Regions from separate parts of the Homo sapiens genome. Here all the other regions are linked to region 4. Evidence: chromatin loops called from intact Hi-C (ENCODE). Cell type or tissue: heart left ventricle. All regions are shown on one strand. Each heading gives the region's core, and the rest is flanking DNA. Links, peaks and the distances in the headings are about the cores only.

Region 1 (6,123 bases), core at 676-5,675, 390 kb before region 4:
GTTACAGGTGGTTTAATTTTAAATGGACTCTTGCAGAGACAAATTACGCTTGGGCAATGAAGGCTTTCCATATTTATGACACAATATGATAAGCATGTACATAGATAAGCAATTACAAACAAATAGAAAAATAGTCGAAACTGAAGGATTGTTCTTTTGAAATGCACTCAATGCATGTACATTTCCTACAGTATTTTACGGCAGTGCTCTTTTGAGTTAGATGTTCTCAGAGTCCAACCCTACGGGAAGAAGAATGTGATGATGAATCAATGGCAATGTCTGGCTACTGATATCTGAATTGGAGAGATAAATACCAGCTCATGTTGTCAGTCCAGGATGCTGGGATACCGTAAAACAGCCCAGATTTGCTTGCTGCCTCTCTGACTTCTGATTTGATCTTTGTTCTCAGGCTGCCCAGCCACATGATTTACCTTGGTCCTAGATCACCTCCAAGTTCACCAGGCCATACAGGGTCTTGAGGAATGCAGGTACCTAAACCCCTCCTCTCTTTTTGGGAGAATTGCCAAGTCAGGGAATGAGTGGAGTGTTTGCTAATAATTCCGGAAAGGCTTCTCTAGGTGCAAGTATTTGCATTCATTCCAGTTACTTTCCTTCATTTTTTAAGGCCCTTGATTCTGAGTATTGGCAAGGGTGTTATGCAAAGCTGTTGCTTTGGTGATGTTGGTTTGGACAATCACTTAAGTGCTGGTGTTCTATTCCTCACAATAAATGGAAGTGTGAACATTGCGATCTTGGGCTCCAGTGACCAAGAGGAGAGCAGACGCTCCTCTCCACAGGTTCCTATCAGAGATACTTAGAGCTTAGAGTTGGGGAAACTGACCCAGCAATATCACGCTGCCATTTGTAAGCTTTCAGATTCCCATCTCATTCCTTTTTTATTTTCCTGCTGCTAACTCTTAGATGTGCTATTCCAACTATTATGATGCTGTCAATAATTGGTAGTTTTAAGGCGTATTCATCCTGTAGCCCAATATTTCCAGCTTCCATTGTGGCCAATCATAGTACAGAGTTTCACTGCAAAAAGACTAATCTGACATCTAAAAAAGTATGGAAAATGTATACAACTTTACAGAAATCTCTTAGACTAAGGGGATTATGATTCATATCACACAGCCACATTTCTAAAAATCACTAGAACCATTAACCTCTACAGTGCCACTCAACACAGGGTGACAGCTCTCTAGTCTCCCATCTCTAGAAACTTTCCCAAACTCTTCCCTGAAGCTCACTCCTCCCTGCCTCTCCTCTGACTTGTAGCTTTTTCTTTTCAGGATTGTTTCTTCCTAAGAGCAGTTCCCTGCTTTTCCTAACATAAACCAGCCTAGCCTTTCCTTTCTCCTGACTTCCCTATTGCTACCCCTCGTCTTGTTCAACAAAAACTTGAAAACAGCATGTGCCTTGTAAGGCGAGGGGAAAACAAGAAAGGCTATGAATGCTCATTTACCTTCGTGGTACCTGAATGTTTGTGTACTTTGAATATTTTGTCCCTGTGAGAGTCCCTTATGAGAATTCTGCCACTACCTTGAGCAAAAATCCTTGTAAACTATTTTTCATATGACACTGAAAGTCCTCCTGAAGCTTCCCTTTAAAACAGGCTCAGCAAACATTTTCTGTAAAGAAGCAGATAGTAAATATTTTTTGTTTTTCAGGTTATAAGATCTCCGTTGTAACTACTGAACTCTTCCGTGGTAGCATGAGCGCCACCATAGGCAGTATGTAACCAAATGGTGGCTGTGTTTCAATACAACTTTATTTGCAAAAACAGGCTGGTGACCCCTGCTCTAAAACAGTGCTTCTCATTCTTGGCTGGCCATCAGTATTACCTGGGGAGCTTTTTCAAATCCTGAGGCCTAGGCCATACCTCAGACCAATTAAATTAGGAACTCTGGGGTGGGACCAGGTCATGCATATTTTAAAGTTCCTCAGGTGAGTCCAATGTGCGGCCAAGGTTGACAATGCCTGTTCTAAAACTCAGGAAGCAGCCACCTGGAAACTGATGGGGATCCCAGCCTGGAGAGATACTGATTTCTCAATCCCTGGAGTGGCCAGGTGGGGCCTCCTGTAAGCAGCCCTACTATTCCTTTACCCTAGTGTGTCCTAAAAATGTGCTCATCTTCCACATGTACATGAAAGGCTGAGAAGCATCCACTTAGGAAATACGTAGCCGCAAATGCAAACATTATGCTAAAGTTACTGGCACTTCAGCATACTACAGGCAAATGCCACCAGTTAGGCAGGCGTGGTGGCACGTGCCTGTAGTCCCAGCTACTTGAGAGCCTGAGGGGAGAGGATTGCCTGAGCCCAAGAGTTCGAGTCTGCACAGTGAGCCATGATTGTGCCACTGCACTCCAGCCTGGGTGACAGAGAAAGACCCTGTCTCAATAAATAAATCAATCAATAAATAAAAAAAGTTACTGAAATTCCTTGGATAGTGATACATGGAATAGTTGTTTCTTCGATAAAGCTAAATTTAACTATTCGCTCTCATCTAAACTGAGAAATATTAATATATTCAACTGCTCCTTTTTCTTGGTCCTACAGGCTACATATAAAACTGTGATTTTAACAGGATTGTCTCTCTCTAGGGAGATGAAAATAAACTGTATTTTCTGTAAGTAAATTTGAAACCCGTTCCTCAGTTCATGGCTGTGCTGCTTTTTAAATCTTCCAGAGCATGTCTTAGTTGGTAACAGTGGAGGACTGGGTTAGACTAATACTTCTCTGTTTTAATTGGAACCCGGGTTCAAGCAGATGGAAATGCTGTTTTAAGTTATTCTGAAGCTGAATTGTCTGTGACCATTTAACTTGAAGTATAACACTTTGTAGAGACAATCTCTCCATGGATAGGACTCCATTGTACCTGATTTACTGCTTCTTGGCTGTCATTTAAGAAAGCCTTGCAGCTGGCCATCAGCCAGGAAACAAATCCACTGCTTTTCTATTCCTTGGCAACCCTTGGCCTGTCACGTACTTTTGACTGTCTTCCAAACATCGACCTAACAAGACACTCAGATTTCAGTGCTAGCGAAGACACTTTGTCTAGTATTGAGCTAGGATGATGAGGATGGAGGAGACAGTAAGCCCCAGTGCACATCCCTTTCTCCCTCCTCTTGGTCCAAGGAGCACATGCTGCCTCATGGACTTTGGGATGAGTCTTTGCATAGCCAGCTCATTGCCTCATGCATGCCTTGGCAGTAGTTCATGCCACATGCCCTCCCTATGCCCCATTTGGTTGAGTCCAAAAAAGTTATGAGTTTATTGCAGCAGGCTCAAGGGCTGCTAAAGGGAGAAAAGAACACCAGTAGAAGATCCTTCTGGCATCTTAAAAGGCTCTTTGGAGAACTTCACATGAGGACAATGACTCAATGTGGTCCTTTCCAGATTTTCAGTTCTTTCCATGGCAGCTCTAGGAGAACAGAGACCTATTTGAAAGGCTGGCAGGGCCTTTTAGTTACGTTAGCAAAGAAATTCATATTACCTTGAGAAAATATTAGTGGTACACATCAAAAACGGGGAAGGGGATCTGATGGAGATTGGGAAGGGAGATAAACTCCACTCCTTTTTAGTGTTCCCACCAGCACCCGTGGCAGTGCTATTGAGTCCCTTGGATTCCTAACCCAAGTGATTTTGAGTAGGCCTAGAATTTGCCCAGATGTTTTGCAGTGGTAAGTTCTCATTTGAGTGAAGAGTTGAATAGTAATGGAAGCAGAAAAAAATATGCTACAGAGGGTAACAGGTGCCATTAGTAATTTTGCTCAGACTTTTCTAGAAGACTCACTTTCTGTTCTTTGCCTAGTCAAGGCCCATCTTTCCTACTCACTTCTGTCTTAACCTCAAAGCATTCCACAACTGCCCCAGGCCCCAATAATTAGCCTTCTTCAGACCTTCACATTTGTTCCTTAAATGAAAACAGCTCCTCTATTTAGAGGTGCCATGAAGACACTGGCCTATGTATTCTAATTTTCCTCCTGGGATAATCCCTGAGGCACTTTCATGAAACTCCCAGGGCTCTAAAACAACAAATTTGAAAAATCTTTGGCCTCTACCATTTTCCTAGCATGTAGCATAAGATACCTTGTGTTGTGTTTTATCTACTGATTTTCTATTTTACAGAAGTAATATATATTTATCAATATTAGGAAGATACAGGTATATGAAAAGAAAAAAAATGAAAATGCATGTCATCCCAGACTCTGAGATGAACACTAGTAACGTTTTGGACTTTTCCATTTTGATCATTAATCTACGAATTTGTATGGGTATCTATGCTCATAAATATTGATTTAAAGCTAGCCTTTTATTTCAAACTAATACTTTAACATGAATAATTTTAGTGTCATTAATTATTTTTATCCAAGGTCATTTTTCATCTTTAACAAACTTACTGAGGTATAACTGGCAAAAAGTAAGCCACACATAGTTAAAGGGTATATTCTGATAAGTTTTAACCTATGCTTATACCCATGAAACCAACACTGCAATCAAGATAAGGAACATGTCCATCTCCCCTAAAAGTTTTCTTGTGCCTCTTTGTAATCCCACTTTCTTCTTTCTGTCCACACCCACCCCAACCCCTACCCCAGGTAACCACTGAAATGCTGTCAGTATAGATTAGTTTGCATTAGAATTTTATATAAATGGGCCAGGCACGATGGCTCACGTCTGTAATCCCAGCACTATGGGAGGCCGAGGCAGGTGGATCACCTGCAGTCAGCAGTTAGAGCCAGCCTGGCCAACATGGCGAAACCCTGTCTCTACTATAAATACAAAAATTAGCTGAGTGTGGTGGCAGGTGCCTGTAATCCCAGCTACTTGGAAGGCTGAGGCAGGAGAATTGCTTGAACCCAGGAAGTGGGGGTTGCAGTGAGCCGAGATTATGCCACTGTACTCCAGTCTGGGCGACACAGCAAGACTCCATCTCAAAAAAAAAAAAAGAATTTTATATAAATGGAATATTATACTATGCACTCTTTGTGTCTGCATTCTTTGACTCAGCATACTTATTTTGAGGTTCATATTGTTACCTATATCAATAGTTCAATCCCTTTTATCACTGAAGAATATTCTGTTATATGGATATACCACAATTTATTTATCCACTCACATGCAAATGTGGACATTTGTATTGTTTCCAGTTTTGGGCTATTTGAAATACATCTTCTTTTAACATTTATGTACACGTTTGTGAGGCCATATGCTTTCTTTTTCCTTGGATCTTAGGTAATTTTAGTGGCTGCATTATATTCCATTGTATGAATGTACCCTTGTTAATTTAACCCCTATTTCTGATGTTTAGATTGACTCATGATTTGAGTTCCCTTGAAAGTAAAGTCTGAGATCCGAGACAAGGATTTGCAAGAATTTATGTGAGAGAAGCAGAAGAGAGGGGTGGGGAGAGTAAGTCAAGGAAAGAGCAAAGCCACAAAGGTGTGTTAGTGAGTTGCTGATCGCTGTGGGCAACTGAAGCTCAATCCCATGGGGTCCCTTGGAGGAATCACGTAGAATAGTCCTCAAAATGGTCTCTGGATGGAGAGGTTGGAGCATTCGTCCTCCATTTCTTTCTCTCATTGCTGCACTGTGGTCCCCTGGGAATATTAACTACCCCACTTTTCTCTGCCACATCCAACACAGGCAGAATGGCCTTCTGTGGGATCCAAGAAAACTCTGAAGCAGAAAAGCCTTGAGCCAGCAAGGTAAGCCCACAGTGAAAGGCTGGGACCATGCATGAAACTGTCCACCACAGGTGTACTAAAAGCAAGGGGCTGAGGGTAGTGGTGTGAAGAATCTATCTTGCTTCAGTGGTGTCATATTTTGCTATTATATACAACAGAGCATCAAACATCTTTGCACTTAGACTTTTTATTTATTTTTTTAATTTTTTTTTATTTTAGACAAGGTCTCACTCTGTGTCTCCCAGGCTGAAATGTAGTAGTGCAATCACAGCTCACTGCAGCCTTGACCTTCCAGGCTCAAGCACTCCTTCTGCCTCAGCCTGCTGAGTAGCTGGGACTATAGGTGTACGCTACCATGCCTGGCTAATTTTTTTTTTCCATTTGTTTTGTAGAGAGGCAGTCTCACTTTGTTTCCCAGGCCGGTCTCGAT
Region 2 (6,123 bases), core at 358-5,357, 140 kb before region 4:
GGGGCAGATCCCTCATAAATGGCTTGGTGTCATCCCCTTGGTGATGAGCAAGTTTTCACTCAGTTAGTTCCAGCAACATCTGGTTGTTAGAGAGACTATGCCCTCCTTCTCTCTCTCTCTCTTGCCATGTGACATGTCTGTTCCCTCTTTGTCTTCTGCCATGAGTAAAAGCTTCCTGAGGCCTCACCAGAAGCCAAGCAGATGCTGGTGCCATGCTTGTACAGCCTGCAAAACCATGAGCCCAATAAACTTTTCTTTATAAATTACTCGGCCTCAGGTATTCCTTTTTAGCAACACGAAATGGACGAATACAGTGAGTGACTGTGGTAGGTAAAACCAGGCTTGGAGTCACAGCAGGTTGCTTCAGCAGCTGCTAGGTAAAACTGCTCTTCAGGTTTCAGCTGGCTGTTTCAGCAGCTGGGCTTGTAGAAAATTCAATTCTTGGAGCAGGGGCTATGTTCCCCAAGTTCTTTTTCCCCCTGGCCCTTGATGCTGATTTAGTTGGGCATGACAAGAATGACCCAATTTGTATAATCAGCTTTCACAAGATATCGCCTCTTACACGTGGCTGCAAACTGGCCATGTGGAGCACTTGCCCAGCCAGTTCTCACCATGTCATATGGATATTTTTCTAAATAGATTTTATTTTATTTTTGAGATGGAGTCTTACTCTGTTGCCCAGGCCAGAGTGCAGTGGCACAATCTTGGCTCACTGCAACTTCTGCCTCCTGAGTTCAAGCAATTCTCCTGCCTCAGTCTCTTGAGTGGCTGGGATTACAGGCGCCCATGACCAGGCCCAACTGATTTTTGTATTTTCAGTAGAGATGGGGTTTCACTATGTTGGCCAGGCTGGTTTCGAACTCCTGACCTCAGGTGACCTGCCCACCTTGGCCTCTCAAAGTGCTGGGATTACAGGCGTGACTCAACCACATCTGGCCCTTAATTCCTTGTTCTATGATTATAGCAGCATAGGTCTATTATAAACATTTTAGAAAACACAGGCAAGCATAAAGGAAAAAATATAAATCAGCTACAAATTAAAAGCCCAGTATAAACTCTGCTAACATTTAGTGTCCTTTCTTCCAATCTCATTCCCCAGTGTGTGTGTTTTTTGTTTTGTTTTGTTTTTAGTAAATACAGGTGTCTTGCTATGTTGCCCAGGCTGCCACAGTGGTCTTGAATTCCTGGGCTTAAGCAATTTACCTCAGCCTCCCAAAGTGCTGGGATTACAGGCGGGAGTCACCACACCTGGCCTATGTGTGTTTTTTAAACAATTGAGACCATTTTGTATATGTTGCTTCTTATCCTTTTCTTTCCTCATTTGGTAATACTATATTGCTGTTTAAGAACTGTTTGAGGAGTCTGATGACATATGTAGAAAGGGAATAGGAGATTAACCACGAGGACAAGCTGGTATTGGTGACTGGAAGTCAGGAGTGACCATTGCCTGGCATCTCAGAGCCCCCAGGAGTGCCCACACCTCAGGGCACACAAATGAATGGATTTATATCAGAGAAGTTTCAGCCACACTCACCAACCAACCCCCAGGTCCTCTTTCACTGGCATCCTAATCCAGGTTGCTTCATAGAAGTCAGCTCACAGCCACACATTTCCCCCTTAAACTTTTTTTGAACTTGAACTTCCAGTATAATTAGAGTCAAACCATCCCAGCAGCATAAGAGGAATGCTTGGAAGAATGGATAAAGATCCACTTGGCATATTTATAATTTTTCAAACCTTCCACAAGGATGGTGGCAGACATTTTCTTAAGTGGTAGAGATGTCAGAAATTTTATTTTTAAAACGCCTTAACTCTGACTGGGCGCAATGACTCATGCCTATAATCCCAGCATTTCGGGATTCCAAGGTGGGCTGATCACCTGAGGTCAGGAGTTCGAGACCAGCCTGGTTAACGTGGTGAAACCCCGTCTCTACTAAAAATACAAAAATTAGCCAGGTGTGGCGGGCGCCTGTAATCCCAGCTACTCAGGAGGCTGAGGCAGGAGAATCACTTGAACCCGGGAGGCAGAGGTTGTAGTGAGCCGAGATCACGCCACTGCACTCCAGCCTGGACGACAAAGCAAGACTCCATCTCAAAAAAAAAAAGAAAATAAAAAAAAGCCTTAACTCACTGTTCTCATTTTGTTCCCATTTTATAGTTTATAATTAATGGAAAGTATGAGGTATCAACCAAATCTGCTCAAACATAGCCATGCATAAGCAAATCCTTTTTATGTTTAATAACTGAAAATGATTCATCAAATTTTATTAGATGGTGCAAATGCTTAGGTCACTTAGAGCTTCAAATGGCTCCAAAATTTTCTCCCACTCTTCCCCCACCAACTTTTTTTTGCCAGTTGTATATTTAGTAAGCATGCCATACTGAGTGTGGATTGGAGACACTTTTTCCTGTAAGATTTTTGCCCTGTATAACGGAACAATTACAAGGGAGATGATTTGATATATAATAATTTATTATGATAAAATATTTTGCCCAAGGATTAATTTTTTGGGGAGCAGTGGGCATGGAACAAAGCTGCAAGGACATGAAAAGGATCATCTGTTCACTTTTTTAAGAAATAAAACTAACACAGTTGAGCACCTACCATTTCCAATTTCAACTCCTTTAATCTTCACAGAGCTATAAGATAGATCTCATTATTACACCCAATTTAAAGATGGTAAAACTGAGGTATGAAGAGGTTAAATAATTTAGCCACAGTAGAAAGAGGCAGAGTTAGGATTCAAGACCAAGTTGTCCAGTTCTATAAACTCTGCCTCTAACCACTATTCTTACTTGCTTACAGATGCTTCAGCTATAAAAGGTCTTCAAAGGGTCTCTGTCTGCTTTGCTCATCCAGCAACCACTCAAGAAATACTTATGAAGCACTTATTGTGTGCCAGGCATTATACCTGACCCTGGGACCCTGGGAACATAATGATCAATATACTGTCATGTAATACCTTCCCTCAAGGAGTACATTCCATTGGGGTAGACAGTTAAGTAAAAAAGCAATTATAATACCACTTTAACTTCCAACAGAATCCAGTTCAAGCCATTCTAGTCAGATCAAAAGCAGCACTGTTTTTTAAACTTGGGAAATAAATTAGATATGCAAAGATACAGGCTTTCCTCCATAGAGTATACCTGACTACCTGGCACATCATGAATTAATTGACCCCTGAAGGCAAGCTAGGTAAGTGCCCTTGGGGCCTTTTGTGTTGCAGGAAGGATTATGTGAAAACCATTTTTATGTGTCAATTATACATTTTAAAAAACTAAAACAAAACAACAACAACAAAAAACCCACAAAAAGCCAACCTGGGATTTGCACCATGGAGAATGAGAGTGGAGGAAAACAATATTAGAGAGTCTCCCTCCCACAAAACTCAACAAAATCATAGACGATAGGTAAGCCAGTCCCTGCTATTTCTACCTAAGTCTTTTTTTTTTTTTTTTTTTTTTTTTTTTTAACTCAGGCCATGAGCTGTAAAGGGGAATCAGGGATGTGGACAGATGTTAACTCAGGCCATGAGCTGTAAAGGGGAATCAGGGATGTGGACAGATGTTATAAGATGCTTCTAAGAAACTCTTTATTAAAAATTCCAAATATGTTATATTTTTCACCATCACCAAACACTTCCCTTCACTATTCTTTCCCTATGAGAGCAAGTCCTTCCATTTTTGGTATCCAATTTGGCTCTTCCTGAAATAGGTTACACCCCAAGTTGCTGCGCGATGCCAAATTGTTGATTGTAGTTTACGGTGTCTCCTTGAAACATGCCATATAATTACATAATCACATCACAGCTAATCTGGTTTATTGGAAGGCCTCTGGATAGGACTGTTTGGCTAATCATTGTCCTGGAAAATCTGTCTCCTAGGATACTTCTCATACCCACTTGTAGCAAGGAACAAATACAGAGGTGGCCAGCTCTTCCACCCAGACGTTCACCCTTGGTCTTTTGTAGATTGTTGTAACTAAGGAAAGGCTAGGGAAAGGGTGCTCTTGGCAGGATTTCTTTAAAGACGTCACCATTGAGCAATTGCTAAAGATTACTCAGAGCCAGCAGATGGAGCAGATAAGAAGGCCTTGATGAGGTTTTTGGCCAGTTGTGATTCCACCCTGAATTTAAGACATGTTTCCTCTGATCTTAGGAAAAACCCAGAACCTCTACTCCCTGCTGATACTGGAAAGGGGAGGGCAGGATTTTGGCTTATCACGAACTCATTTATTTTTCCTTTAGCCCATAAAGCCTGATCTTTCCTGCAATCAAAACATGATGGAAAAGCCTAGCAGGCTATTGCAAAAGTATTATGTTTTCTTTATAGTTCATCTCTTGGGATTGCATTTTACTCTTGATTTTACCAGGCCCTTCCAAGCACGGGCGGAGGGGCGGGGGTGGGGGGAGCATCGTTCAGTTCTACTTGAAGGCATAAGAACTGAAACCTCCCCACTTTTTCTTGGAGAGTAGAAGGAATGTGTTTGCTATTTGTTCTTACTTGAGCTCAGTTTCCTGCAATGACTTTTTGAAGTCTTCTATCAGGCTAACAATAGGAGACACAGTAAATTCATTTGTAAAAATTCTGTCTGACTTTGGTCTGTCGTCTGTGTTTTTAAATACACTTCAGTTATTCTATTACTATTCTGTTTAGTATCCACCCACATTTGGAACGCTTCCACCTTGAGTGGTAGACATATCTTTTTTTATTCCCATTTTAGAATTTGTTTTTAGAATTTACAACTTGTTTTTTAGGATACAGGATGGGCATAGATAGATACCATCACTTCTTAATAGAGTTTACATAATTTTCGAGGCCCAGTGCAAAATAACAATGTGAGGCCTCCTGTTCAAAAATTATTAAGATTTTCAAACCAGTCACAGCAGATCATTAAGCCCAGCACCAGGTCCTTCTGAGCACGGGGCCCTTCTCAGTGCAGGGCTCTTCTAAGCACAGGGCCTTATGTGATGGCGTAAGTTGCACACCCATGAAGCCAGCCCTGATTCTTGATTAGTCACAGGCAATGGGAAGGTTACCCAGGCCCTGTGTTTTCCCTCATCCACTTTCCTGCTTGCTGACTTAAGACAAATCTCTGGCCCTTTAGAAACTGCTACGTTGAGTTATATAACGAAAATAATGAAAATAAATGATATAAAATGAAATGTATTCATTTGAATACCTGGTAGAACTAAAGGCATTCAGTGGGGTGATAGGTAGAGATATTAAATAGAGAAACTTCTCCATTATCTGATTATTTTATTTGTTCTTATTGTGAAATAGTGTGATAGAATGGGAGAAAAGAAAAACCACAGCCGGGTACGGTGGCTCAAGCCTGTAATCCCAGCACTTTGGGAGGCTGAGGTGGGTGGATCACAAGGTCAGGAGTTCGAGACCAGTCTGGCCAATATGGTGAAACCCTGTGTCTACTAAAAATACAAAAATCAGCTGGGGGTGGTGGCGGGCGCCTGTAGTCCCAGCTACTCGGGAGGCTGAGGCACGAGAATCACTTGAACCCAGGAGGTGGAGGTTGCAGTGAGCTGAGATCGTGCCACTACACTCCAGCCTGGGTGACAGAGCAAGACTCCATCTCAAAAAAAAAAAAAGAAAAGAAAAGAAAAAAGAAAAACCACTAAAATGAAACTCAGATCCTCAAAAAGTTAAACATGGAATTACCATATGACACAGCAATTCCACACCTAGCTCTATACCCAAAAGAATTGAAAACAAGGACTCAAACAGTTACTTGGCTGATGGTTCTGCAGGCTTTATAGGAAGCATGGCTGGGTGGCCTCAGGAAACTTACAATCATGGCAGAAGGCAAAGGGGAAGCTGGCACATCTTCATATGGTGGATCAGGACAGAGAGCCAAGGGGGAAGTGCTACATACTTTTAAACAACCAGATCTCGTGAAAACTCACTCACTGTCATGAGAACAGTAAGGCGGGAGGTCTGCCCCCTGATCCAATCACCTCCCACCAGTTTCCTCCCCCAACACTGGGGATTACAATTCAATATGAGATTTGAGTGGAGACAGAGAGCCAAACCATATCAGATACTAAAATAAATAATAGAATCAATTCGAAACCACACTTCAATTCACTCTTCTCAACTCAGATAATG
Region 3 (6,123 bases), core at 439-5,438, 250 kb before region 4:
GGAAGTAGCAACCCTGGTGAATAAAATGTTTCAGGAGGCACTCTCTCCTTTCAAGTACTGTCACAGGTTGCCTCTCCAGGAAGTAGACTTTGAGCTAGAGATTATTACAAGGGCATTTGTTGGGATCAATACCTGTGAATGTTTAGGGACAGAAGCAGGACTAGGCAGAGAGAGAAGTCAACCTGCAACCCAAGCACAATAATAGCCTCCACTGACACCACAGGGCTTTGGAGTTGGAAGGGCCCTTCAAAGTTACGCTAGGTTGGAGAGATGGCCAGGCCTCTATATCCCTGCATTAATCTGTCATTGAATGTGGGTCACCTCAAGAAGGAACTTGACCTTGGGTGAGAGGGCTGGACTCTACAGATGAATAGTCCCTGAAGCTCATCTCCCATTACCCCTTCCTATAGCTGGGGATAGCAAGTTCTTCATTAAATGGTTTTATGGGTTGAATTGTGTCTTCAAAAAGATAATCTAAAAGCACTGAAGTTATAACCTGTGAATGCGACTTTATTTGGAAATAGTGTCTCTATAGATGTAATCGAGTTAAGATGAAGTCATTAGAGTAAGCCCTAACCTGATATGACTGGTGTCCCCCACAAAAAGAAGAAAATGCCATGTGAAGACAGGGACACATGGGGAGGAGGTGGTCATGTGAAGGCAGAGGTAGAGACTGGAGTGATAGGGCTGTGAACCAATAAATGCCAACAATTGATGGCCACCACTAGACGCTATGTAGAGGCACAAAAGGATTCTACCCAGAGTATTAGAGGGAGCATGGCTCTGAGGACACCTTGACTTCAGATGTCTATCCTCGAGAACTGTGAGAGAATAAATTTGTGTTGTCCTAAGCCACCTAGTCTGTGGTACTTTGTTACAGCTGCCTTAGGAGACTAAGAAGGGGGTTCTAGGTGGCAGATGACAAGAATAATCCCTCAGGATGAAGTCAGTTTATAAATGAAATATTCAGCTGTAGAAATAACTTCCTGAAAGTAACAGTTCGTAAGTGGATTTGGGGAGCTAACGATCTGATTGAAACTATATGACTTTTATATATAAAATGGAAATGGATGGTACAGAATTACTATGTGCAGGGTACTGGCTGGATGAAGAACTTTATAGGATTGGCTTCACCTAGCCCGATGGAGTTGGTGTTATTATCCACATCTCATAAATGAGAAAACTGACGACCGAGGTTCAGTCATTCATCAACAACTAGAGAGTAGAGCAGCAACTGGGTGCAAACCTGAGTTTATACTTCCCCTGAAGCCAGTGCCCTTGGCCACTGGGTGACTCTGGAGGTGCAGTAGCACCAGAACAATAAGTCTGTAATAACCACTGTGGGATGTATGGGGAAGGAGAGCTGACAAAGGATCCTGGGTGAGGAAATGCATCCGGAACAAAGCAAACTTATTTCCATTACTGGAACATAGCCCAGAATACAGGTCATATGGATGGTTGGTTGGTGAGATCATTTCCAGTGCTTTTTGTGACACTGTTTTTTCCCCAGAGCTATATTAACACCATCCACTTGAAAAAAAAAAAAAAAAAAGTAGCATTCCTATTTCAATCTGGTAGGAACAAAGAACTCCTATGACAATGGAAGTAAGAAAGATGAGAGAAGAAGAGAACAAATCAGGGTCTCATTTGTATAACTGCTTCTACCTTAGCCCCAATTGTCCCATGCCAGATGACAGTGTGGTTTCCATACTCGGATGTCATTAAACATACTGAAACCAATTTTGGTGCCAAATTACAACCACAAGCCAAAATACCTGTAAAAAAAAAAAAAAACAAAAAACAAAAAAAACACTTTTCATATTCTGATTCAGGTCAACATCAACTAGACACTATTTTGTTAAATTTCCATTTAAACAAAGAAGTGACCATTTCTGATGAACTGAAAACTGACGTAACCCTCCAGAATTGAGAGCTGGAAGGAATACTGTTTTTAATTAACTCAATTCAATTTATCTCAATGCCACACTTTTATTTTTACTGTTTTCTATGTGCTAAGACTTATTTACTATGAATGCAGACATAATGTAAAAAGTTTCTACTCTAAAGAATCTCACAATCTAGTGGAGAAATTAATAATTATTACTAAACCTGAAAGGAACTGTTATTGAGGTTACTTATAAGGTGTGATAGAAACACCAAGGAAGAACACTCAATAGCACGGAGTAAGTAGAGGCAGTAGGATAGAGGACTTTCCCAGTGGAGGGAACTCTAGAAGTGAGCCTTGGAGAAAGGGCAGAAATTATCCCAGAGGGCAAAGAAAGAGAAATGGGCATTCTTAAGGATTATGATATAAAAAGTTGAGAGAGAGAAAGAGAAGAAGAGAAGGAAAGGAGAGGAGAGAAGAAAGGAGAGAAGAGAAGAGAATGCTCTGGCCATTGCAAGAAACACTAAGTAGCTCAAGTTTAGCAAAGTATGCATGGTGGAGGTTGGGAGATCATGGAAGAGGAGAGAAAGGCAGTGTTTTGCATGCCATGCCAAAAGGTTTGGACTTCACACTGAAGGCAAAGGAAAGCTACCGATCTGCATTTTAGAAGAATTATCATGCAGTAGGGTGAAAAGTAAGTTGGAAGTGGGAAGAGGCTGGAGGCTGAGAGATGCCTTAGAAAGTTCTTGAAGTAAAGTCAAGAATCTGGAGGTCCTGGACCAAGACAACTTTATGAGAGAAGGAAAGAGGATGCTTTGAGAAAACAAACAAACACAAAGTCAATATTTTAGGGACTGATTATAGTTGAGAGAGGAGTGGGGAGGGACATGGATAAAGAATCAAGAATGATAAAAAGATGGACAGCTTAAAAATGAGATGGCTTTTGACGCAGTTAACCAGCATGAGGAAGCCAGTGACGGTTTGGGGGTAAAGGGTGAAGAAGTAAATTCAATTTTTAATAAGTTCGGCTTGCAGTGCCCCTAGGAATCATCAGAGGACATGTGCCCCTATCCCAGGGAGAATCTGATTTCTTGTGTCCCTGATGTGAATTAACCTGCAGGTAAAAGACTACTGCCCAGAGAGGTGACAAGCTGGAGTCACAAAAGCTACAGAAGTAAAGATTTTAAGAAGAAAACAGTGATTGACCCTGGCATACCTTACAAAGTGGTTATGTCAGAGAAAAGACCATTGGATTGCAAATAGGACAGTATTCAATGACCTTACCAAACCCAGTTTCAGTGCAATGGAAGGGGCAGAACTAGACTCTAGAGGTTGTGGAAAGAAAGGGGGATCCTACAGCCAATCCATGCTGTTAATATCTACACCACAACAGAAAATCTAGGCTAGAATGCATGTAGAAGTAATTACAAACACACTGATTTATTTATTTATTCCTTCATTCAAATATTTATGGCATGCCTATTTTGTACTTGCCAATGACAAAAGAGACATGTAAAAATCATAGTTGAGAGCAGGGGAGTAGGCAATAAACAAAGAAACTTATAACCTGACGTTTGGTGATAGCAAGAGCAACAAAGTCGATTTTGCCTAGTGTAAATACGGAAGAAGGGCTACTGCAGCATTGACAGAGATGGCAAACACATGGGAAGTCAAGGTTTAGAGAAAAAAAGAGGCCGGAAGCAGTGGCTCATGCCTGTAATCCCGGCACTTTGGGAGGCTGAGGCAGGAGAATCACTTGAGCCCAGGAGTTTGAGACCCGCCTGGGCAATACAGTGAAACCCTGTTTCCACAAACAATTTTTTAAAAATTGGCTGGATGTGGTAGCGCATGCCTGTGGTCCCAGCTACACAGGAGGCTAAGATGGTAGGATTGCTTGAGCCAGGGAGGTCGAAGCTGCAGTGAGCTGTGATTGTACCACTGCACTTCAGCCTGGGTAACAGAGCAAGACCCTGTCTCAAAAATAAAATAAAAAAGAAAAGCAACAAGCCAGTAGGGCTCATTTGTTTATTTATTCATCATACTACAACTAACAATATAGGGAAACATTTACAGACTGCTTACATCAGTGTATTCAATTAACAGGATGAAAAAAATAATTTAGGAAAGAATCAAAGAAGGAAAATAACATTAAAAAGTAAGACAAAGCATAGGGGTAAATTTGGTGTGCAAACCATTTCCCTACGTGCTTGCTAGAAGAGGGCAGAAAGTTTGTCTCTAAGCTTTTCTGTGGCAAAGACAGAAGCAAAACAATAAAAACAACAACAATGTTAACAACAGCAATAGTAGTAACCATATTAACCTTTTCATGCGTGCCAAGCACTGTTCTAAGTTCTTTAACCCTTACAACTCCAGGAGATAGAGTTTTTTTGTTCGTGTGTGTGTGTGTTTTGTTTCATTTTACAAATGAGGAAATCAATCACAGATAAATTTGGTCAGTGTGGCAGATGGATTATTGTTATTAATTCTTCTCTCCCTCCCTTTGCCGTGTGACCTAGCATTGCAATAGTACAGAGTGCGTCCCCACCCCTTGACTTTGGGCTTAGCCAGTGGAAACTCTGCAAACTTGACTGGAACTTTAAAGCTGAAGAGGCACAGGTGTGTGATTGGGCATGACATCTTATGCTCCTGTGATTCACCGTGAGGAGAATATACCCTGAGTAGCTGCTGGTCCAGAGAGAGTGAGGAAACACATGAAGCAGGCCTAAAACCAATGTGCAGCCTGGAGGCAAGCTCTCCTAATCCTGGATGATTCCAGCCAAACCACAGCTGACCCATAGACCTGTGCGTGGAAACATGACTATAAGCTCCTGAGAACTGGAGATCGTTTGTTAAACAGCAATGACTAATTAACACTTTCAGTTTCAATGCACCCCTAACCTGGAGTCCCTGAATATCCGTAGTAAGCAATGGATTTTACATTCCTTAGGTGGTCTCATGAATATTCATTCTTACCACCAAGCTTTTCGTAAGGATTGTGCAGTTATTAGAATTCAGTAAGTAGTCTTCATTGTGCCTTTTATAAGCAACATAAATCAGGTTCAAACAATTCATTTCCCGTGGTTGAAGATAGGAATAAAACAAATTGCTTATATCTATCACAATATATGTACGAGAAAGAGGAAAATTTTTAATCCAGTTATACAAAAATTTTAAATCAAAAGCAGGTGACCCAGAAAGAAAACAAGAAGGGAAAAACTTGCTTTAGTCATGCCTTTTGCCTAGAGTCTACCTAGCTTCCTACTCCTGGGCTTAGGATTTTTCATGAAGGCTGGTAGAAGCATGGGGCTCAAACCAGTTCTAGCTGATGCCAAAATATTACAGAGAAAAAGGCAGCAGGAAGCAAACAGAAGACAAGAAAGAGAAAAAAAATCAGGTTTCTCTCAAGCCTCTCAGATTAATCATTAACACCAGTATTTTATCCTTTGGCCATTATAAAAGTTAATTTTAATCAGAGTTAGTTATCCTAATTTCCAAATCATTTTCCATGTTTCCATTATTCTCTATGTCTTTTAAGGTATTTTAAGATGGATCTGATGTGAAGCCCTACTGTCTGGGCATCTGTAACTAAAAACACTCTGACTCTATAGAATTGAAGTTATTTTTAGAATACTGAAAATTCCTCTGGTGCAACAGACATAGTGATGATCATAATATTTTGAAAAGAAAGTGTTTGGTTGGGTTGTATGTAAGAGAAAGGCACACACACACACACAGACCAGAAACAAGTGGTCAAAAACCAGGACTCAGATTTTTTTTCCCAGTGTGTATTTACACAAAGAGTCTTTACAGTTCTTGAGATGGATCTACTAACGTCAACAGAGTCTTTATTAAGATTTTTCAGACCACTGATGAAAGATATAAAAATGATTTATAAATCAATTATAAAAGCTTTCTAGATTAGATTTAAAAAGAAAAGCTAATCTTATTCAAACTGGCAAGCATTGTTATTCAAGAGAATAAAGCCTTTTTAAACCACCTTCTGGTGGCTTTTTAAAAAATACTTTATTTGAACTCTTGTTTTCATAGTAAGTTGAAACTTTTATCATCGTAATCGTGTAGAAATAATTCTATTCCCTTTAACTTCTCCTATATTCCTGGCAAAGTATTTGCTTTAGTGAAGTAGTCAAATAAGTTCTTTGTCAACCCAAAAAGCAAAACTCTTGCTTTATTTGGGTGGGGCGGGGGGAACTCTGCTAAATAGTTGTTTCTGGGCTGGG
Region 4 (6,123 bases), core at 489-5,488:
TGCATCTGGAAATATAAGAGATTCGGGTAGAGGGAAGCAGTTTTCAAAATGGCACCTGACTCTGTGAATACCAGTGACCCACTTGCTACTGAAAATTAGTTACAAATACCATGCCACGCGCCTGCAAATGGCGTGTGAAAGGAAAAAGACTCGCCGGTTATAAAGAGGCCTAGCTGTGATTATTTCTAAGAGACAAGGCAGTGTGCAAAATATTCCTTCTCCTTTTCCGTGGCCTGGGGAAATGTTTTTAGAAACCCCTTGCTAATCATTTTTATGGCACAGGCTTTTGTCTCGCTGGGGATTAGAGTCAACCTTATATATAGACCCTTGAATGCCACTGCCAGCAGCTTGGACTTCCCCGTTTCTCCATCTACTTGACTTCCTTTTTCCTGGGGAGGAAGGAGGTGGGGGTGAGCAGGGGCAGGTGACCGTCTGGTCCCCTAGTTAATGCTCTGCTGGGTGGCTGCCTTCCTGGCCTCCGAATGGGGCACTGGACCTGTTCGTGCATGCACCAAATGTCACCTGTCTGGTAACAGCCCCCCCGCCCCTGTTCCATGTTGGGAGTCTACTTCATCGTTGAAACACAGAAAAGATCTTGCAGGGTGCCTTTTCGCCCGTTTAGCTGGCAGCTGCCGTTGTACCGACACCGTTTCCGCAGGTTCTGTGATTCTGTTTCCCCTCACCCAGCTGCTGTCGAAAATCATTTCTTTCCTCCCAATGTCTCCTGATGACAAAGGAGTGCCACTACCTTCTCCTGGCTTCTTCTCCCAAGGGCCTTTCCTCAGAAAGGGTTAGGCCTCACTGAAGCAATTCTCCAAAGGAGATGGACGAATGCAAACTTGGAAATGTCTGGAGAAGTTTTCCAGTGCGGTAGCAAGCAGCCTTCCACTGTGCTGAGACACTGATGGAGGGCAGGTGGAAACAGAGAGGAAGAGAAAGAGAGACGACTGCTTAAAGGAAAAGAGTTCCCATGATTGGGACTGACCTGCCAACCGGTCAGGAGACCTAGAGAGACAGGAAAGGGAAGGGTGGTGCAGATACAAGGAAATGCAAACCAAAGGAATATTCTTAAAAGTTGCATGACTCTGGCCATGTGAATGAATCTTTCTGTGCTGGAGTTTTCTCATCTGTAAAATGGGTTCATTGCAACACCGACCTCACAGGGTTGTTGGGAGGAGTAAATGCTTCGGACAGTGCATGACAATTAGTAAGCTCTTTCTATTGTTATTATTCGTATGATTTAGGATGGAAGGTTGAGGAAAAATAATAAAATAATTGTCTTAGTGTTTAGAATTAATTAAAAATTTTAGGTGTCTTGATATTATTTCTCCTATAGAGACATTTATATATTATTATATATTATTTCTATATAATTAATACATATGAATATATATTATTATTTTCACTTACAAAATGTTGATAGAAGATCTTTTGGTAGTTTTACAGCAAATAAAACATGACAACTCCTGTCGGTTGATATTTTCTAAGAGTCAGGCATTGTAACGTAAGTTTTACATTTGTTTTTTCCTTTCTTTCCCACCGCCTTTCCATAAGAAATTTCCAGATGGGGAAACTGAGGCTTAGAGAGCCATCATTGGGTTACCTCAGCTGGTAGCCACTCTGTTATATATGCCAAGAGCATGTAAAAGTCCTCCCCACATCCTCTTAGTCTGTACCCGAGAATCACCAGGAAGAGTGTGAGGAGCTAGGCAGTTGTGCTTTCCACAGCGTCTGGTGGATAGTAATTGCTCAATAACAGTTCTCCCACTGCATTGAATTGATTTTCTTTTCTTTTCTTTTTTTGAGACAGTCTCGCTCTGTCACCCAGGCTGGAGTGCAGTGATGTGATCTCGGCTCACTGCAACCTCCACCTCCCGGATTCAAGCCATTCTCTGCCTCAGCCTTCCATGAATTGATTTTCTTAAATGAGGGAGGTACTTGAACTCAGGTGTTGAACCTGTGACTCTAATTGTCTTGCTTTCTTCTCCCCAGATAATTAAATCCATTTAGTCTTAATGTTCTAGATGTCAGAATGTTCCAGGATCATCCCTGCCCCAGGCAGCTACATTTATAAGTCTGTTAGTATGTGCCGGGCACAACTACCATTGAGGTAGCAGTTTTCGATCCCAATTAAAAAGACAGAGGCACACAGGGGCAAAGGAACTGCTTACAATGGGTGCAGACATTGTTCCCAGTGAGACCCCCCCCCAAAAAAAAAGGCCTTGGGTGACTCCGGGTTGTATGGTGCACTCTGGCCTTGGGGCTCTCTGGTGAAAGATAAGTAGAGTCCACTTTGCGCCTGTCCTGCCTTCCTCATCTCACGGGCCACAGCGCCCAATGAAAAATGTGCCAACATTGCCTGCGTTGAAGGGCGGTTCCCCTCCAACCCTGTGTCTGGTGGAACCCGGAAAAGGTGGCAGGGGACGCAGTTTTATTTTGCTTTCCAGGGCGGGCCTGGGATAGAGTCGTGGCTATTTCTAACCATGGAGAAGTTGGCTAGAAGTCTGAATTCATGAAAATGAGTTCTATTAGTTTGAACCTATTTAATTTTGTGCCAAAAACTTACCAGAAGAAGAGAAGAAGGAAGAGGAGGGAGGAACGGAAGAACAGGAACAAAGCTGAGCTCCCAGCTCTTGCTTTCTCAAGCCCAGATCCCTTTGTCTGAGTTTCAGGGCCTCCTACCATCTGCCCCACCTGCCTGCACCCCACGTTCCCCTGTGGCCCCTGCAGTCTCCATCTGGTCTCCCTCACAGCAGAGCCCTCCTTCCACTGATTGGAATCTAAAACCCCTTAAAGACACAGCCTAAGTCCCCCCTGTGAATAACAGGAAAATGAAAAGAGAAAGGATATTTAGTAGACTAGCTATATCTTGTAACCTCAGCTATAAGCCCTTTTAAACAATATCTGATTCCATTCTTACCCTATGGAGTGAGTACTAATATCCCCATTTTACTACTAAAGAAATTGAGGCTCCGAGAATTTAAGCAATTTGCTCTTAATCAAATGCCCAGGTCTGTCTACCAAGTCTTTCCACCGAGGCCTATCTCTGCCTTATCTTTAGTTGAAGTATCTTTCTCCAGGACTCCCACCCAGAGCGGACCCACATGGTGCAAAGAGGAAGGCGAGCAGGGGGTGGCAGGAAAGCAAAGAGGAGTGAAAGAACACCCTCGCCTGTGCTCAGTGCTGAGTGCCGTGCTGCTAATTGTCCTGTTTGCTTTATTGATCCGATGGAAACTTTAGAGCCAAAAGAAATGTAAAAGGGGATCTCATTCAACCCAGTTTCCCTTCTGTGGCTTGAATTTTCCTCTACAACATCCCCTCCAAGTGGTTACTCAGCCTCCACACAGCCAGGGAACAATACGGAAGCAGAGAATCTTCGAGTTAACGCAGGGGGCAATGAGTAGCTTAGCTTGGCAGGCACTTGCGTAAAATGAGAGAAAGTGACAGGAAATAACGCTGGGAACCAGGCAGGGGCCAGGTTGTAGAATAATGATAGTAACAATCATGGCTGTACCCATAGCAGTAATAACAGCAAGTGCTTTCTGAGTGCTTTCCATATACTGGGAAGCTTTCCATGTAGTATTTCCCGAATCCTCACACAATCCTATGACAGTGGCACCATTATTCTCCTCATTTTGCAGATGAGAGAATTCTAGAGGGATTAAATAACTTCCCCAAGAAAACACAACGAAAGCCAAAGGCAGGATTTGAACTCAGACTGGCTGGCTCAGAAGCCGCCTCATTTAAACACTACTCTTCTCTAGAATCCTAAGGCCTTTTAAAGGCTTTGTTCCATACGCCAGATAAGGGTAAAGTTATATTCTGTCTCAATCAGCTGTCTAGCTTTTTCATCATGTAGATGTTTTTTCTCTTTTTTTCTTTTTTTTTTTTAAGAAACAGGTTCTCTCTATGTTGCCCAGGCTGGTCTCAAGTTCCTGGGCTCAAGCAATCCTTCCACCTCGGCCTCCCAAAGTGCTGGGATTACAGGCGTGAGCCACCGCACCCAGCCTACATCATGAAGACATTTAAACATAGATATCGTAATAATGTCATATACATTAAAATTTTCCCTGCCCCAATTTTCAAATTATTTCATTACAGAAATTCAATCTGCTCTTTTTCCTCCTCCTGCATGGCCAAGGCACTGGCAATAAAGAGAATTTGTATCCTGAACGTTAGTAGTTTTCCTCAGCTTTTCACTACTTAAATATTTTTCTTTTTCTTTTTCTTTTCTTTTTTTTTTTTTTTGAGTCGGAGTCTTGCTCTGTCACCAGGCTGGAGTGCAGTGGTGCAATCTCGGCTTACTGCAACCCCCGCCTCCCAGGTTCAAGCGATTCCCCTGCCTCAGCCTCCTGAGTAGCTGGGGTTACAGGTGCACACCACCACTCCCAGCTAATTTTTTGTATTTTAGTAGAGACAGGGTTTCACCGTGTTGGCCAGAATGGTCTTGATCTCCTGACCTCGTGATCTACCCGCCTCGGCCTCCCAAAGTGCTGGGATTACAGGCGTGAGCCTGGCCTTACTACAATATTTTTCTAAGAAGTCATTCATATTACAATGGCTAAAAAAATTAGTAGGTTCAATAGCATATTGAAAGGGGAGGCATTACACACTCCCAATGGCTTTCTGTGTTAAAAATGACAAACCTTTGATTCCATTGTGAAGCAGAATTATGCTTAGCAAGTAACAAGTGTTTGTATTTTTTAATGTGTTTTTTCTGTGGGTGCCAAAGCTTTATATAAAATATAGTTCCCAGATCATCAGCAGAAGATGGTTAATAGCTTTATGGTGAGGAAAATGGAGTGTAGGTAATGGAGCACTGGCTCAAATCTGAGGGGAAAACCCACATAGGCCAAGATCAACTTCCTTGGCTGACCCTGACGATTTGGCCTCTCCAGGACTGGCTTCACAGGTGCACAGCTGTGCAGCTGCACTGGGCCTTACGCTCAGAAGTCCCTGGTGCTTGGCTTAATGTACTGCTGCCGCCATTTTGAAATTCTTACCCCACATTTCTATTTTGTACTGTGTCCCCCAAATTCTGAAGCCAGTCCTGCCCTTTTTAGATTCTCATTCTTTGAGTGCCTCCAGTGCTACTGTCTTTTCCTGGACCCAGGAATGGGCCCTTACACACGTGCCTCTTCCTCTGCCTATAATGCCCTCTCAGGTCATGCCCATTAACACTTCTCAGGTGTGGAAACTCCCTGTTCTTCTTGAGCTGAGAAAGTGGTGCCAATTTAGGAAAAAAAAAAAAACTTTTTATTAGGAAACTAGAGGAAAACAAATTTTAAAGTACAAAACAATGGGCTTCTTAACAATGCTATAGAGCTTCATCATAGGTTGATTTGACCGGCAGAGCTTAAGGGCCACAGCATCTTAGTTCCCTTACCCATTCCCAGAGCACCTGGGAGGAGGTGCGGATACCAGACCAAGGTTCTCAGACTGCTGGCACCAGTAGAGCTGGTGGCACCAGTGCCAGAATTGGAATTCTTCATCCCTCTATTTTCTTTCCAGTTGAGGGACATTCTTGTTGACCCAGGGCCGGGCCACGCTTGTGCACAGCAGACAATCCCAAGAAATCTTTGATCTTTATGAGAGAGAGGAACTCTCCGACATCACCTCCAGTAGTTCCTTGTTGGGGTTCTTGGACTGTTTTATCCTGACTTTGCAGCTAAGTTTGTCAGCTCTCCTGGAAGTTTTCCATGCTCCTCCTCTTTAACCCCTTCCTTTCACTGGTGGATCAGTCTGAGTGTGTACACAGGATGCTCCAGCCTCTTTGCCACCTGCAATGCTTCGATCTGAGCCTAGGTGCCCTTGGAGCTGGTGTTTTGGAGCAGCCGCCACCGTTTTCTAGGCCTCTGTGAGGTGCACACACCAGTTCTGTTCTCTTCCTTTCTGCCGGGTTATTTTTTCCTGTCTGAGGGATGGCTGCAACTTTCAGCTTACTTGTGCCTCAGAATTGACTTGCATGTACCAAGGCCAATGAAGGAGAATTGAAACTGACCCAATAGTCCCATAGATCAGCGGTTCCTAACCTTTTTGGCACCAGAGACCGGTTTCGTGGAAGACAATCTTTCCATGGACAGGGTCGGGAGGGTGCTGGTTTCAGGATGAAACTGTTCCACC
Region 5 (6,123 bases), core at 607-5,606, 190 kb before region 4:
CAAGGGGTTTGTGTTTGTCATTGTCAACCCTTTTAGCAAATAACATTGATCATTAGGGTGGGTGTTATTGTTGTTGTTGTTTAAGAACGTACGAGAATTTGTAAAATGCAGAGAAGCAAAAGTTGGAAAACTAAAATTGCTTGCCACCAGAGATCAACTACAGCACTTAGGCCTATTTCCTTCTTACCTTCTTTCTTTCTTCCTTCCCTCCCTCCTTCCTCCCCTCTTTCCTTCCTTCTTTCCCATCCATTTATCCATCATCTACCTAGCTCTTTTTATATAGCTATTTCTTTATTATTATTATATCGTTATATATCTTTGTCATTTGTTATATAAAGTTTGCATTGTTGCTGCTTTTAAAATGTTTTGACCTGTAATCTTTAACTTGCAACCTTTAAGCCAGGGGGTCTTCTGGCTTTGTTAGGCAGGGTGGCTCATGGGAATTCATGGCCTCTTATTCTGGTAAAAACTTCCTTGCAATCAAGAATGTGGTGTTTTTTCTTGGTTTAAAACAAACAGAAACAAAATCACACAGAACTAGAAGAGTTTGCACTAAACATATATTTTTAAATTTCTGCCTGCAAAATTATGTTCCACTGCCTCCTCTTTGCTCAGTTTCCCCCTTATATCCCTCCAGATGTAGCCTCTGGAGTTCCTTGAGTCTCTGAGAGATTGTTTCATAGGGCAGGATCAGAAATGACTTGTCAAGATCCCTGCAGAAGCATCTAGAAAGATGGGTAATTTATAATTAAAACAATAAGTAATGGCGGTTAACATCTTGCAAGGTGTTATATATTTAATTTTTTTTTTTAACAGTCTCTTTTTACATTCATGAACTCAGCCAGGAGTGGTAGAAAGATAGTTTGGATTGTGAGTCAAGGTGCCTTGAGTTCTAGTCCTAGTTTTTTCTCAACTATTACCTTCTAAAAGCACTTAAATTCTCTGTGCCTCCATTTTCCTATATATAGAAGGAAGTGGGAGGGTTTGATGGTTAGCGGGCCAGATGCTTGCTGAGATCATTTCCAGGTCAGCAACCGCACTGTATTATGAAGGTTTTGGTGGCCCCATATTGGATGGGCATTATTTCCATTAACTACCAGTGAACAGTGCATTTGCCATGGGTACACGCTTAGATGGAACCTGATAATATACTAATTTGGTGAGGTTGGGGGTTGGGAGGCAGGGGAATCCAAGGTCTGATTTCCCCCAAGCAAAGTCTGCTAATGTTGTTCCTCTATGCTGCTTCTAGTTTTTTTGGATAAGCTAAGTGAATAGGGGTGTGTGCATATAGATATGCAGGATAATTTATCACACACATACTTCATTGGGGAACTGGCACCAGTTGGTACTTCCTGAGCAGCTCCAGTCAGTGCTTTCAGAGAAGAAAAAAAACTAACTTGTGCAGATGCCTTTACATGTATTATTCCACCTAATTCTCACAGCATCCCTTCAGGGTAGATCCCCTGTTTTGTAGATGTACACACTAGGGTTCAGAGTGATTGAGTAACTTGTTCAAAATGTGAACACGGATCCATAGGACTCTAGGGCCAAAGTACATTTCAGAGGACTCCACTTTGACTCACTCTACTGAGGCAGAGGGAAAAGAAGAAAATAAGGGGAAGAGGAGCAGGTGAAGAAGTGGACTAAAGGAGTTTCCTCTGCATGGTGCTGTCGCAGAACTACTCTTACAGATAGTGCAGCGCAGGTGTGGGTCAACAAGCTCCTTTCCTATGCTCCTTTGCCACGTTCTATTGCCTTTCTTTTGGGATTATCAGGTTTCCCAGGGCTCCCAGGCTTTCCTATCCCTCCCACTAGCACCCCATCCTGATGAGCCATTACCAATATTTCATGTTCTAGAATCATCTCGTCTTCTGATTCCTGCAATAGAAGCTTCCTTTTCTCTATATGGTGGATTCAGCTAAGTGGAAAGCAATCTGACTGAGTGGATCTATATGAGAATGTGAATGCCTAAAAGGTTCTCATTATTAAGAAGGATGTTGATATGTGAAAATCTGACAAATGCCATTGCAAACAGAAACTGGGTGAAGAAAACAAAAATTCAGGCTGTTGGGAGAAGGTGAGATATTTGGGGACTGAGAAATGTCAGGAGCCAGTCAGTAGGAAGTGGAGTGGATGTTCCAGCTACAATTCCATGGCAACAGGGGGATCTGAAAAGGAATCTCAAAGGTCCCTAATAAGTAAGGGGTTCCTGTGTAGGAGAGCATCTGTGTATTAAAAATAAGGCTGATCCCAAGCTGAAACAAAAAACAAGCAAATTGTGATATTGTGATGTATATTTGGTCTTTGACCCTGTTTCCTGGCATACAAATCCTAAAATCCTTAGAAATTCCAAAGTGTTGTCTTTTTGTACCCTAATGAGTTGACTGATAGCAGGCAGCCCCTAGGCAGCTTCAGGATGGGGGTTTGTCACCCAGAAAGACTAACTTTTAGCACCACTCCCAACCTCCAGGGAAGGGAGAGGAGATGTTGAGTGTATCACCAATGGCCAATGGTTTGATCAATCACGCCTAAGTAATAAAGCCTCTAGAAAAACCCAAGAAGACAGGATTCAGAGAGCTTCCAGATAGCTGACCACGTAGAGGTTCCTGGAGGGTGGTGCCCAGGGAGGGTATCAAAGCTCTGCACCCCTTCCCTCATACCACGCCCTACACATCTCTTCATCTGTATCCTGTGTAACATCTTTTATAATACATGAGTAAACATAAGTGTTTTTCTGAGTTCTGTGAGCCACTCCAGCAAATTAATTGAACCCAAGAAAGGGGGATTGTGGGCAACCTGATTATAGCCAGTCGGTCAGAAGCACAAGAAAAATAACCTGCAGCTTTTAATTGGTATCAGAAGTGGGGGTGGGGGCAGTCTTGGGGACTGAGCCCTCAACCTGTGGGATCTGACACTCTCTGGGTAGAGAGTGTCAGAACTGAATTAGAGGACATGCAGCTGATCTGCTCCTTGATGTGTAGAGAAATGCCCCACCCCCCCACCCGCCACACACACACACACACACACACACACACACACACACACACACACATATTTGGTCACAGAAGTTTTCTGCATTGTTGTTGAGTGAGGAAAAGTAAAAGCGCTTGGAGTGTGTGTGTGTGTGTGTGTGTGTGTGTGTGTGTGTTTCCACGTTCAGACAAATGAAAGGTGGAGCAGTGGTGAGAGAGAGCAGACAGTCCATTGAATTTGGACCCACAAAGGCCCCCTGCAAGAGCTGCTGGTGTTTGCTCCCAAATTGCAGAGTACATGAAGACAATGTGTTTCCTGCTTTCCAGGGCATAGGTTAGTACTCATGGCCCTGGGCCTGGGCATTCAGCCACATCTGTTGGCCCTGCCACGTACTCAGGGGTGGGAGGGGAAAGCAACTTCTGGGAATGGCTTCCTGTTCCCTGCTCCTGGAGCTAAGTCCAAGAAAAGAAAAAGAAACCAATTTCACCTTTTCCTCTAAACGTCATTGTTATTGACACAACCGTCTGCAATGATCAATTAAGCAAATCTGAAGACTCAAATGCTTTTATGCTTCTTATTTAAAAGTTGCTTAGAATTTATTCCCTAATTCCAGATGAGTTACCAAAAGAGAACGTTTAAGTGACTTCTCCAAGATCACTGGACAAGGGGGTGGGTCCAACCCCTACATACGTAGCACATACAACTGGCCTGATTGGAGGGACCATCCAAGAATCTTCCTCCTCCATATTCTCACACAACTCTCTGCCCCTTTGCAAGTGCCTACACTTTCCAGAATTGAGAGTCATTCCTCAGTGTCTTGAGAGTCCCTTTATTCAAGTCCAAATCCTAGGGCAGGAATTGCACTTGAGCTTTTATCAACAATTTACCTAGTGGAACCTTCTGCCTCATACCTCTTTCTGAGACAGATGTCTGGAAGCCAGGCCTTCTGGGGATAAGGCAGGAATGGGATGCTTCACCCTATTGTGGGAGAAGAGAAGACTGGAGATGGGAATTTGCCAAAAACAAACCTTGTTAGGGGCCTGTGCTGCTTCCAGCTGGATAGCTATCCCACACTGCAGCTTTATTAATTAATCTTCCTCTTGGGAGTGTGTTTTAAGTACCAAGCAATAAAATAGTCTGGGAGTTGACATGTTTAATTAAATTGAGGTTTATTTCAACTTATTTACTATCTTCACTGATTCTTTTACCTATCTCTGGTCCCCAAACATAAGCAGCCCCAAGGACTGGCCCTGGCTCCTTTTTTCTATACACTGTTAATTTGGATCACTCTCACTCTTTCAGGTTTAAGAATCACAATTGGGAGGCCATACCTCCCAAGTTTGTCACTAATTCAGGAGCCAACAAACTTTCTCTGTAAAGGGCCAGATAGTAAATTTGTCAGGCTTTGCAGGCCATGCAATCTATTGCAACCACTCAACTCTCCTATTGCAGCATGAAATCAGCCAAAGACCATATGTCAATGAATGGGCATGGCTGTGTTCCAATAAACTTTATGAACATTGAGATTTCAATTTCATGTAATTTTCACTTGTCACAATATATTATTCTTTGGATTTTTTTTTTCCCAACCACTTGACAGTGTGAAAACTATTCTCTAGCTCATGGACCTTAGAAAAGCAGGCAGTCAACCTCTGTTCTGACCAATACCTTTCTCCAAGTTCCAGGCCTCCTGCTCTCAAAAATGCCCTCAGACTTGAAGTTTCTAATATGAAAATTGCTCTGTCTTTTACCCACCCCACAAAACAGCTGTTCTTCTTGACTTCTTTGTCTTAGGATACCAGAATTCTCCCAGAGTCCCAGCTGGAACTCCAAGGGTTTCCTTGGTTTCCACTTGTCATCCCTTATGCCAAACCAGTACCCCAATCCCATTGCTGACCCACATGCAATGCATCCAGCATCTGTCTCTCTCTCTCCTGTCCTCAAAGTTCTGTATATCCAAATTAATTTTCCTAAAGCAAGATTTTTATTAAAGAACACACTTCAAGGTCTCTACTGTTTCCTGCACACAGTAACCCAGCCTGCAGCACCCTGCACTTATATATATATGCAGTTTTCCCTTTGAGGGAGTTTTCTAGTTTCATCTTCCACTATTTTCCTACACAGATTTTCTGTGCAAACAAAAATGACTTGCCTTCAACAGGTGAAATTAACATGCTGGGGTCAGGCAGGGAGTTCCTACCTCTATGCCTTTCTTCTTGATCTTTTCTTCTGTGAAATCCTTTTCCTGCACCCCTGGACCTATCAAAAAGTTCATGACCAACCATACTGAGATACCACTTCACTTATACTAGGGTGGCTATCATAAAAAGACTGACAATAACAAGACTTGACAAGGATGTGGAGAAATTGGAACCCTCCTATGCTGTTAGTTGAAATGTAAAATAATACAGCTGCTTTGGAAAAACAATCTGGCAGTTCCTCAAAAGGTTAAACATAGAGTTACCATATGACCCAGCAATTCTACTCCTAGATATACACTAAAGCAAAATGAAAACATATGTCCACATAAAAACCTGTACACAAATATTAGTAGCATTATTCACAATAGCCAAAAAGTAAAAACATCCCAAATGTCTGACAACTGATGAATGGATAAACAAAATGTGGTCTATTTATACAATGAGATATTATTAGTACAAAAAATGGAGCTGGGCACGGTGGCTCACACTTGTAATCCCAGCACTTTGGGAGGCCGAGCTGGTCGGATCATGCGGTCAGGAGATGGAGACCATCCTGGCTAACATGGTGAAACCCCATCTCTACTAAAAATACAAAAAATTAGCTGTGTGTGATGGCACGCGCCTGTAATCCTAGCTACTCGGGAGGCTGAGGTAGGAGAATTGCTTGAACCCGGGAGGCAGAGGTTGCAGTGAGCCAAGATCATGCCACTGCACTCCAGCCTGGGCAACAGAGACTCTATCTCAAAGAAGAAGAAAAAGAAAAATGGAATGAAGTTTTGATACATGCTATAATATGGATGGACCTTGACACCATTATGCTAAGGAAAAGATGTCAGACACAAATCCCCACATGTCATATGATCCTATTACTATGAAATGTCCAGAACAGAAAAAACTATAGAACTTGAAAGTAGATTTGTGATGGGCTGGGGTGGGAGTGAGGGGTCAA

The links. A loop is a pair of places that touch in the nucleus more often than their neighbours do. Peaks named below come from ENCODE experiments on the same cell type or tissue, not always from the same donor. Only the 100,000 strongest peaks of a DNase experiment are listed, where the experiment ranks them.
Region 1: it touches region 4 in a loop (2.3-fold over the local background); 7 of 110 quality-filtered maps call a loop at or near these places.
Region 2: it touches region 4 in a loop (2.7-fold over the local background); 31 of 110 quality-filtered maps call a loop at or near these places.
Region 3: a loop joins it to region 4, with 5 times the contacts of the local background. A loop is called at or near these places in 20 of 110 quality-filtered maps.
Region 5: a loop joins it to region 4, with 4 times the contacts of the local background. A loop is called at or near these places in 16 of 110 quality-filtered maps.

Annotation. Positions count from the first base shown.
Region 1 is chrX:13,361,482-13,367,604 of GRCh38, reverse strand. No RefSeq gene overlaps it. Among named protein-coding and RNA genes, the nearest start is that of LINC01203, 29 kb to the right of the region's middle. In heart left ventricle, for the core only: no CTCF peak of the experiment used is centred there; no DNase peak of the experiment used is centred there.
Region 2 is chrX:13,108,885-13,115,007 of GRCh38, reverse strand. No RefSeq gene overlaps it. Among named protein-coding and RNA genes, the nearest start is that of FAM9C, 67 kb to the right of the region's middle. In heart left ventricle, for the core only: no CTCF peak of the experiment used is centred there; no DNase peak of the experiment used is centred there; H3K27ac peaks cover 2,314 bases.
Region 3 is chrX:13,219,650-13,225,772 of GRCh38, reverse strand. No RefSeq gene overlaps it. Among named protein-coding and RNA genes, the nearest start is that of LINC02154, 81 kb to the left of the region's middle. In heart left ventricle, for the core only: no CTCF peak of the experiment used is centred there; no DNase peak of the experiment used is centred there; H3K27ac peaks cover 1,011 bases.
Region 4 is chrX:12,968,059-12,974,181 of GRCh38, reverse strand. No RefSeq gene overlaps it. Among named protein-coding and RNA genes, the nearest start is that of TMSB4X, 4.0 kb to the left of the region's middle. RefSeq lists enhancers at 1-32, 156-275, 296-555, 566-635. In heart left ventricle, for the core only: a CTCF peak has its summit at 3,326; a DNase peak (open chromatin) is centred at 2,371; H3K4me3 peaks cover 2,421 bases; H3K27ac peaks cover 3,411 bases.
Region 5 is chrX:13,158,376-13,164,498 of GRCh38, reverse strand. LOC105373134 (a long non-coding RNA gene) reads left to right here. Exons shown (of 3, transcript XR_001755798.2): 1 at 1-2,077. Among named protein-coding and RNA genes, the nearest start is that of FAM9C, 120 kb to the right of the region's middle. In heart left ventricle, for the core only: no CTCF peak of the experiment used is centred there; a DNase peak (open chromatin) is centred at 3,318; H3K27ac peaks cover 1,443 bases.